Regions from separate parts of the Homo sapiens genome. Here regions 2 and 3 are each linked to region 1. A link is a contact called in ENCODE Hi-C data. All regions are on one chromosome and are shown on one strand. Each heading gives the region's core, a stretch centred on a gene start or an enhancer-like site at or near the end of the contact. The rest is flanking DNA. Distances are from core to core; before and after follow the strand shown. Region 1 holds the start of NPAS3 (neuronal PAS domain protein 3). Region 2 holds the start of NKX2-1-AS1 (NKX2-1 antisense RNA 1). Region 3 holds the start of PAX9 (paired box 9).

Region 1 (2,700 bases), core at 164-2,663:
CAAACTCCCTTTCCCTGTGGCTGTACTAGTTTAACTAACTTCAAATAGACATGCTCGACTGAGCCCCTTGCTTGGATATGCAATTCTCACCAGGAACTTTTTAAAACACAGATCCCCAAACAGTAACTAACGGGGCATAGATGCTCCAACTGCTGACACATTTTGGATCTCGCTGTTTGTTTGCTTATTTGGATTTGAGGGTTTTCTTCTTTATTTTTCTTTTTCCTTTGGGAGGGGTATGGAGAGGAGGGGAAGATGAGAGCGGAGGGCAGAGCGGGAGACCCACAAGTTGCCGAGCGGAGGGCGCAGCCCGGGAGGCAGGGAGGCGGCGGCCGCGCTCCTCTGGGCTCGGCCCGGCCTAGCTGCTCGCGCGGAGACGGAGCCGGCCCCTCCGCGACACATTCCGGGCCTGGCGCGAGCTCCGCGCTCCCCGCCCCCGGCCTCCTCCTCCTGCTCCTCGCCTCCTCCCCCTGCTCGCCGCCTTCCCTCCCCCTCCCCAGCCTCATTCCCTTCCTCGAGAGCAGCTGCTAGGGGACCTGCGGCGGCCCCGGGGATCCCCGGCCCCCCACCCTCGCTGCTGCTCCCGTCACACGGCAGCGCCTTCGCATCTGTTTGTTTCTTTTTCTTTTTCTCTTTTCTGTTTCTTTCTTCTTTTTTTTTTTTTTTTTGTCAGTGAGTCACTCTATTCGCCGAGCCGAGGAGGTGCGACTGCTCAGAGAGCCCGGCCGCCGCCAGAGCCTCTCGCTGCCGCAGCCGCCGCGGGGACAATGCGCGGGGCCCCGGGCGAGCGCTGCGCCCAGACGAGGTCCCCGCGGGCTCGCGGCCCAGGAGGCGGGCGGGCTGCGGAGAGGGGCCCTCGGCGGCGGAGGCGGCGGCGGCGGGAGCAGCGGCCCGGCGGCAGGTTCAATAAACAGAAAAGTGTTACCGTTCTCGCCTGGAAGGATCCTGCTGAAAGCTGGGCTTGGTGGGCGCCATCTTCCTGCTATTTTTTTTCCTCTCTTACTTTTTGCCTCTCTCCCCCCTCCCGGGTGGGGGGCGTGGGCGGGCGGGGGTGTGCGTGTGCGTGGGGTGGCGGGAGAGTGCGGCCGTGCGCGGCGCTCTGGGCTGCCCGGCGGGCGGTGGCCGGGGCCGGGGCCGTGGCCGTGGCCGTGGCGGCGGCGGCGGCGGCGGCGGCGGCCGTGCTGCTGAGGTGGGGAGGCTACGGAAAAGTAGTGGGGCCGGAGCCTCGCGGGCGGCCGGCCGTCCCCTCGCGCCGCCGGTGCTCCCAGCCGTGGGTCGCCGCTTCCGCCGCCGCCTGCGCCTTCTCCTCCCGCTGCTCGCCCGGCGCCGCCGCCGTCCATGCGCCGCAGAGCGCCCGCGGCCCGGGCCGCCCCGGCTCCCGAGGCATGCCCGGCGCGGAGACAGGCGACCGGCGGCGGCGGCGGAGGAGGAGGAGGGGGAGGCGGCGGCGGCGGCGGGGGGAGGCGGCCGCGCGGTCCCGCGGGCAGCCCGGCCCAGGGCCCCGCCGCCTCCGGGTTCTCACCCCCGCGCCGCCACCCGCCCCCGCCCCCGTCCCCCGTCACCCCTTTCTACCACCCGGAGCAGCCCGGTGGCAGGTGGGGCGCACACCCTCCCTGCGGGGGGCGCGGGGTCTAGGCCGGGAGGAGCGGGAAGGGGGAGGACACGCGGGGGGTTCCAGCTTGACCGCTGTGAAAGTATTTCTGGGCATTTTCCAGCTGCTTTGCTCCAGAGCGCTCTCTCGTACGCAGACACACACCTCCCCCCCCTTCTCTCTCTCTCTCTCTCTCTCTCTCTCTCTCTCTCTCAATTTCTCTCTCTCTCTCTCTCTCTCTCTTTCTCGTTGGGGGACTGGGAGGCTCGGCTGCCGGCGCAACAACGCCACTCAGTTGCAGTTTCAAACACTTCCCTTCTCTGGAGTATTGCAGCCAGGAGGAAAGAAAGAAACAGAAAAAGGAACTGGGAGGCCACAGGAGCGAGCTGGGGCAGGACACAGTCCCGGGAGCTCCTTGGGGGCAGCGGAAATCAATACGGATGGGGGGTGCGCTGGCCCAAGCAGATGGGCCCAAGAGCCCCGTGGGCGGTGCAGCAGCAGCACAAGCACCTTGTGGCTCTGGCGCTCTCAGCAGCGTTCCCAAAGCCGGAGCATCTGCATCAGTCACGGACGTACAGGAGTGCAGACCCCAGGGTTCACAGGTGAATCCCCGCGCGTTTAAACTCACATACAGAAGCCCCTCCCGACTCGGGTCCCGGGACTTGGGACCGGACTGCCACCCTCTGGGATCTAGCCCAGCCGCACCCCGGTTTGACAGTTCAGCAAGGCCTAGAGAAAGGCTGGCTACTCAGTGCAGGGCCCGGGCTAGAATCCTGTTACCTGGGTAGACCCTGGTCAGAGCGTTTTCTCCACTAAACCAATCAGAAGCGTGTGGACAGCTTTTTACGCAGAGACTTGGGTCAGTCATGTGTCAACCAGGCAAGTAGAAAGGACTCCCAAAGCATTTCCACTTTGAATGAATGAAAGCGCCTGATGGAAAACATCAGTCCTGTGTGAGGTTCTGCATTTGACTTTAAGCTTAAGAAAAAAATAAAGACCTGAAAAGGGGTCCTCCATTCGGTCTCTACGACTCCAGTAAAGTAGGGCTGGGAGTTGGAAACTTCCAAAGGAACACATAAATGTTTTTCGTGGTAGAGGTGTTTAATCTG
Region 2 (2,700 bases), core at 201-2,700, 3.6 Mb before region 1:
ACAGACAGACGGGCACTCACGCCGCTCCCTGCTCGCGCGCTCCCTGAAGCATCAGAGGGGAAAACAGCGTGGCTCTGGGCTCGGGTGCTGGGGCTGTGATGTCCTCGGAAAGTCAGCTCCAGCCCCAGATCCCCGCGTGTCTGGGAGATGGGCGAGGGTCAGGGACACCAGGTTTGTTCGAGGTGGGGCAACTTCAGTGACGGACCCTCCCGTGAGACCCCTTCCCATCCTCCCAGCTCTGGGGGCCAGTGCTGTGTTTGCTCGGCCGGGGGTGGGGGGGGGGGGGGAAGACCTTGGGGGAGGCGTGTTAGCGGGGGTGGCCCACTGAAAAACCCCTGAGCTGCGGGGGCGGGTTGTGGCTCGGGGATCCGGGACAGCCTCCGGGAGGCAGTCGATCCCCTACTCAGCGCCCCCTCCGCCCGCTCGGATTCTCTCCGGTAGGGGGAAAGGGGGCGGGGAGCAGAGGTGTCCCTCTGACGGCGGCAGAAGAGAGGCAGACAGACTGACAGACACGTAGACCAACAGTGCGGCCCCAGGGTTCGTCCCCAGACTCGCTCGCTCATTTGTTGGCGACTGGGGCTCAGCGCAGCGAAGCCCGATGTGGTCCGGAGGCAGTGGGAAGGCGCGGGGCTGGGAGGCCGCGGCGGGAGGGAGGAGCAGCCCCGGCAGGCTCAGGTGAAACCCCCACCCTGTCCCTCAGCCCCCTCCTCCTAAAGACCTGTCCGTGCCCGGGGAACCCCGACCGAATTGGAAAGTGGTTCCACTTTGTAACTCCGCAAGTTGGTTGCAAAGCAGCATTCACCTTCCTTCCTCTCAACCATCTCTCCTCCTCTGTTACTCCCCCACCCCACCTCCTGCCCTCCCCGCTCTCGGTTCCCTCCTCCTTCCCCTCCCCTCCACCTCCTCCCCGCGCTCCGCTGGTACCCCACAAAAAATGGGGGTGGGGGTGTCCAAGGGAGGGGGGAAATGCTTTGGGTCTCGTCTCTGCCTCTCTCTCTCTCTCTTTGAGACCTAAAAATCCTGACAAGTGAAACTTAAAGGTGTTTACCTTGTCATCAGCATGTAAGCTAATTATCTCGGGCAAGATGTAGGCTTCTATTGTCTTGTTGCTTTAGCGCTTACGCCCCGCCTCTGGTGGCTGCCTAAAACCTGGCGCCGGGCTAAAACAAACGCGAGGCAGCCCCCGAGCCTCCACTCAAGCCAATTAAGGAGGACTCGGTCCACTCCGTTACGTGTACATCCAACAAGATCGGCGTTAAGGTAACACCAGAATATTTGGCAAAGGGAGAAAAAAAAAGCAGCGAGGCTTCGCCTTCCCCCTCTCCCTTTTTTTTCCTCCTCTTCCTTCCTCCTCCAGCCGCCGCCGAATCATGTCGATGAGTCCAAAGCACACGACTCCGTTCTCAGTGTCTGACATCTTGAGTCCCCTGGAGGAAAGCTACAAGAAAGTGGGCATGGAGGGCGGCGGCCTCGGGGCTCCGCTGGCGGCGTACAGGCAGGGCCAGGCGGCACCGCCAACAGCGGCCATGCAGCAGCACGCCGTGGGGCACCACGGCGCCGTCACCGCCGCCTACCACATGACGGCGGCGGGGGTGCCCCAGCTCTCGCACTCCGCCGTGGGGGGCTACTGCAACGGCAACCTGGGCAACATGAGCGAGCTGCCGCCGTACCAGGACACCATGAGGAACAGCGCCTCTGGCCCCGGATGGTACGGCGCCAACCCAGACCCGCGCTTCCCCGCCAGTAAGTGAGGCCGCCCCACTGCGGGGCCGCGGGCTGAGCTCAGGAGGTGCGGCGAGAGCCGTCCAGAAGGCGCGGCGCCGGCAGGCTGCGCGCTGGGCATCAGGGAGGGCGGCCCGGCAGCGGCGCCAGGGACTTGGGTGCGGGAGCTGGGGATGCTTCCCCCTGCTCGGCTGGGGGTCCAAGAACAGGCACTTGGTAGCGCTGGGGTCCTGCGGTCAGATGCGGGTACTCGGCGTCTCCTAGGCGCGGTGGACTGGCAGCTCTGCTCGGCGCAGAAGACCTCGGGGAGCCAAGGGAAGCGACCCCGAGCTCAAGGAGCAGGGGCGAGCAGAGCGCGGAGAGGCTAGACCGGGCCAGGAGGGAGGCTGCCCTGTTGGGAGGCACTCGAGCGCCCGGCCCGGCCCTCTCTCCAGCGGAGTCTGGGCAGGTGGGAGGACTCGCAGTTCCAGAGGGGACTCTAAGGGTCCGAGCAGGTGCCCTCACTGGGGCCTGACAGGAGAGAAGCCAAGAGGCAAAGCGTCTGGGGGCTCCAGCTTTTGGAAGTCAACACCCCCTCTCCTAACCTCTCCAAACTGGGGTCTACCGTAGGACCCCAGCTCCCGGCCTGAGCCCAGTTCGCCGCCTGTGGCCAGCTAATCCTAATGCTCTGACCCGGGCTGGGCACGAAAGGAGCAGAAGCGGCCTTTCCCCCACTGCGTCTTTTGGTTCGAAAGAGGGAACTGAGACTGAGGGAGGGCAGCCAGGGTTGGGGCTGTGAGCGCTCCAGTACAGCCCCCTCGACGGTACGGCCTGGGGCAGGCGCTGGCAGTTCCCCGCGGATGGGCCTCTTGGGCCCCAGCGCTAGGCTGCCTGGGTCAGGAGGGCGCCGTCGGTTGGGGCGGGCCGGGCGGGCCAATGGCGCGGAAAACAGGGGTGGCCTGGCTCGGCCTGGCCCCGGCCGACGCTGTGCGTTTGTCG
Region 3 (2,700 bases), core at 42-2,541, 3.7 Mb before region 1:
GTGTTTCACCACGGTGGGGGTAGTGACCCGGGGCTTGCTGCCCCCGATGGCTCCTGGCAAGATCGAGCCCGTCTCGTTGTATCGCGCCAGGATCTTGCTGACGCAGCCGTGCGAGACCCGTAGCTGGCGGCTGATGTCACACGGTCGGATGCCCAGTTGGGCCAGTTCCACGATGCGAAGCCGGATGGCGTTGGGCAGCGGCCTCCCGTTCACGAACACTCCTCCCAGCTGGTTCACCTCCCCGAAGGCTGGCTCTGCAAAATGAACACACAGCGCGCAGGGACGCGCACCCGCTGCTTGGGACAGCTGCCTGCCACTGGGCCTCCCTACGCATCCGGGGACTGGGCGAACGCACCCGTCCCCTACTAACTACTGGGGCTGTCCCCAAACCATATGGTCCCTGAACATAGCCGAACGGCCCCAAACCGTCACTGTCCAATCGGACCCCCTCCCTCATTCCTGCCGTGCCGGAGGCCCCTACGGCCAAGTAAAGTGGTGAGATGCCGGGCCTCTCCGAGCGTTCAAAAGTCTCCCGAAGCAGGGGGAGAAATCGGTCTTGACGCCTGAACGTGCTCCTTCTCGCCTGCTCCTCACTAAAGTCCTTGAGCCGCTCCCTCTCTCCACCCATCCCATCCCCAGCGTTCCTTCTGGAGACCCGGCCAGTTAAACAAAGTCTAGGGGAAGCTAGAGGGTGTTTTATTTGTTGTTGTTTGTTTTCTTTTCTTTTCTTTTCCTGTTTTGTTTGCATGTGTGCGCGCGTGTGAAACAAAACTTGGTTTGCTACTCGGGCTGAGGGGCTCGCTGATGCCACAGCTCCCTTCTCTTAAAATCAGAAAATGGCATCAACAGCCACCCAGTAGCCAGCGTTCACATTGAACTGCTGTGCGCCGCTGACCCTTAGCGTGTTCCTACAACTTGTAGGAACACGAGCAAAGTCAATAGAGAATGTGAGCGCCTAGTGGCGCGCGCCCTCGCGCTCCCTCCCTCCCTCCCTCCCTTGCCCGCTCGCTCCCTCCCTCCCTTCCCGGCTCTGACAGAGTCCCCCGCCGCCACTCACCCATTGCTCCGAGCAGTACACCAACCCGGCCCCAGTTCCGCACTCCCAGACAGAAACTTTCCGCACCGCCTCAGTGGCCCGGCCTGTTGCTATCCCGGCCGACCGCCGGCGCCTCCGCTTCTTCCCAGGAGGAGGAGGCGAGAGGGCAAAAGGAAGAAGTAAAAGGAAGTCTGTGCCCCGATGAAAGAGGCTTGAGTTCTGCATTTCAATCTAAGCAGCAACGTGGGCTGGGCTGAGCAGGGCAGGGCGGCTCCGTCTATCACTCACTGGGGACACGCCCTAAAAGGGGCGGGTCCGAGGGCAAGCTGCATGGTGATTGGTGCGGGTCGGTGAGCGACAGCGCAGTCCAGGAAACTCCTTCCGCTGTCTCTTTCAGGCTAGCTCCCCACCTGGGTGACTAAATACAATGAAAATGGGTGTTTGACATCTTCCCAGAAGCGGCACAAAAAGACAGCAAAATCAGGCTGGTAAAATGCTGAATAAACAAATGAAAGCGTTTGGTCTGAATGTGAATGACTCGAAGGGAGAAGGGGCCCGAGGAGACCTCCTCCGGGGAACGATGGACATCTCAGAATTGAAGTTAAGGCTATAGGTGGGAGGCGGGCGCCACCGTGCACAGGGGTGAGGGAGTTGTCTTAGCAAAATCTGTCATGCGGGCCTCTGGGGACTGTCAGGAGAGGATCTGTGTCACCTGCCGATTCTACCTCACTTCAGTCCATGCCAGGTGGCGAGAGCGCAGGTGTGAGAAGATAGGCCGGCCAAAGAAACCAGGAGGTTGCGGGGAGCCCGAGCCACAGGTGGGGGCCACTGTTAAGGCCAGGGAGGTTCCTCCTACCGCCAGCTTCCTGCGGCGACCCCCCAGTCCAGGTGGACCGGCCAACCACTAGCCACACAGGCTCGAGGCACGGGCCACGCCGTGTGCGGGGAACTGAACCACAGGCGGCTAACGCTAGCGCACAGCCCCAAGTCGACCAATTGCCAGTGCGTGGGGCACTCACTACGGAGCCCAAGGCTCTGCCACATTCAGCCACTGTCCTGGGCCCCTGGCCCTCGGTGGCAGCGTTTGTGAGGGTTCTCCAAACCAGCGAGCCCTCTCGAAAGAGTTTTGTTTAAATATGAAAGAGACTTAGTCCCAAGACAGTGGACACCGACGCTGCACATGGATGTAATTCCCTCGTCTTCCATTAAGCTCCAGAGGCCCTGTCGTTCTGCCTACTTCTGAATTTTCACTTTTATTCACTGTAAGTCTAATCTAAAGTGTACCGTATGCTTTTTTGCAGCCAAAGTTATTAATATTTGCAGTTAGGGTTGTGGAGAATGTGAATCAAAATAATAAACAAGAAGAGAAATATTTTCGTGAATTTGGGAGTTTGTACTGCTTGGGGTCGTGAACTCTGTTACTGCTACTTGACAATCCAGAAGGCTCCTTGTGCACACAGGATTCAGGCTGCTTCCCCAACAGTCCCCAGGGATGTGTGTGGCTGCGGTCTACACCCAGAGAAGCTGACTGGTCCCAGATCTCAGGTCAGTAAGTTGCAAGAACCCAGGAAAAAACTATGATCAGCCATGCTTCTGCAAAGGAACAGATCTCCAGATTCCCACTTCTATGGTTAGGATGCACTCTAAATTCAAAATTACCTAAC

Evidence for each region. A loop is a pair of places that touch in the nucleus more often than their neighbours do. Pooled maps may share reads with other maps.
Region 2: a loop to region 1 is called in a pooled map, with 17 times the contacts of the local background. The contact joins the promoter of NKX2-1-AS1 here to the promoter of NPAS3 in region 1. A Hi-C loop is called at or near these places in 1 of 168 maps with a recorded cell type or tissue (naive thymus-derived CD4-positive, alpha-beta T cell), 3 of 37 single-sample maps with no recorded cell type and 9 of 50 pooled maps.
Region 3: a pooled map shows a loop between it and region 1 (19-fold over the local background). The contact joins the promoter of PAX9 here to the promoter of NPAS3 in region 1. A Hi-C loop is called at or near these places in 4 of 37 single-sample maps with no recorded cell type and 9 of 50 pooled maps.

The regions. Positions count from the first base shown.
Region 1 is chr14:32,937,592-32,940,291 of GRCh38, reverse strand. NPAS3 (neuronal PAS domain protein 3) reads right to left here and starts at 1,413. Exons shown (of 12, transcript NM_001164749.2): 1 at 926-1,413. The coding sequence starts at 975.
Region 2 is chr14:36,518,028-36,520,727 of GRCh38, reverse strand. It overlaps NKX2-1-AS1 (NKX2-1 antisense RNA 1), which reads right to left and starts at 1,450. Exons shown (of 2, transcript NR_103710.1): 1 at 1,049-1,450. It overlaps NKX2-1 (NK2 homeobox 1), which reads left to right and starts at 496. Exons shown (of 3, transcript NM_001079668.3): 1 at 496-675; 2 at 1,358-1,743. The coding sequence starts at 599. It overlaps SFTA3 (surfactant associated 3), which reads left to right and starts at 1,172. Exons shown (of 5, transcript NR_161365.1): 1 at 1,172-1,260. RefSeq lists enhancers at 1-80, 81-1,080, 2,239-2,700.
Region 3 is chr14:36,660,451-36,663,150 of GRCh38, reverse strand. It overlaps PAX9 (paired box 9), which reads right to left and starts at 1,291. Exons shown (of 4, transcript NM_001372076.1): 1 at 1,058-1,291; 2 at 1-254. The coding sequence starts at 1,061. RefSeq lists enhancers at 1-311, 312-823, a cis regulatory region at 1,588-2,100 and a promoter at 1,360-2,557.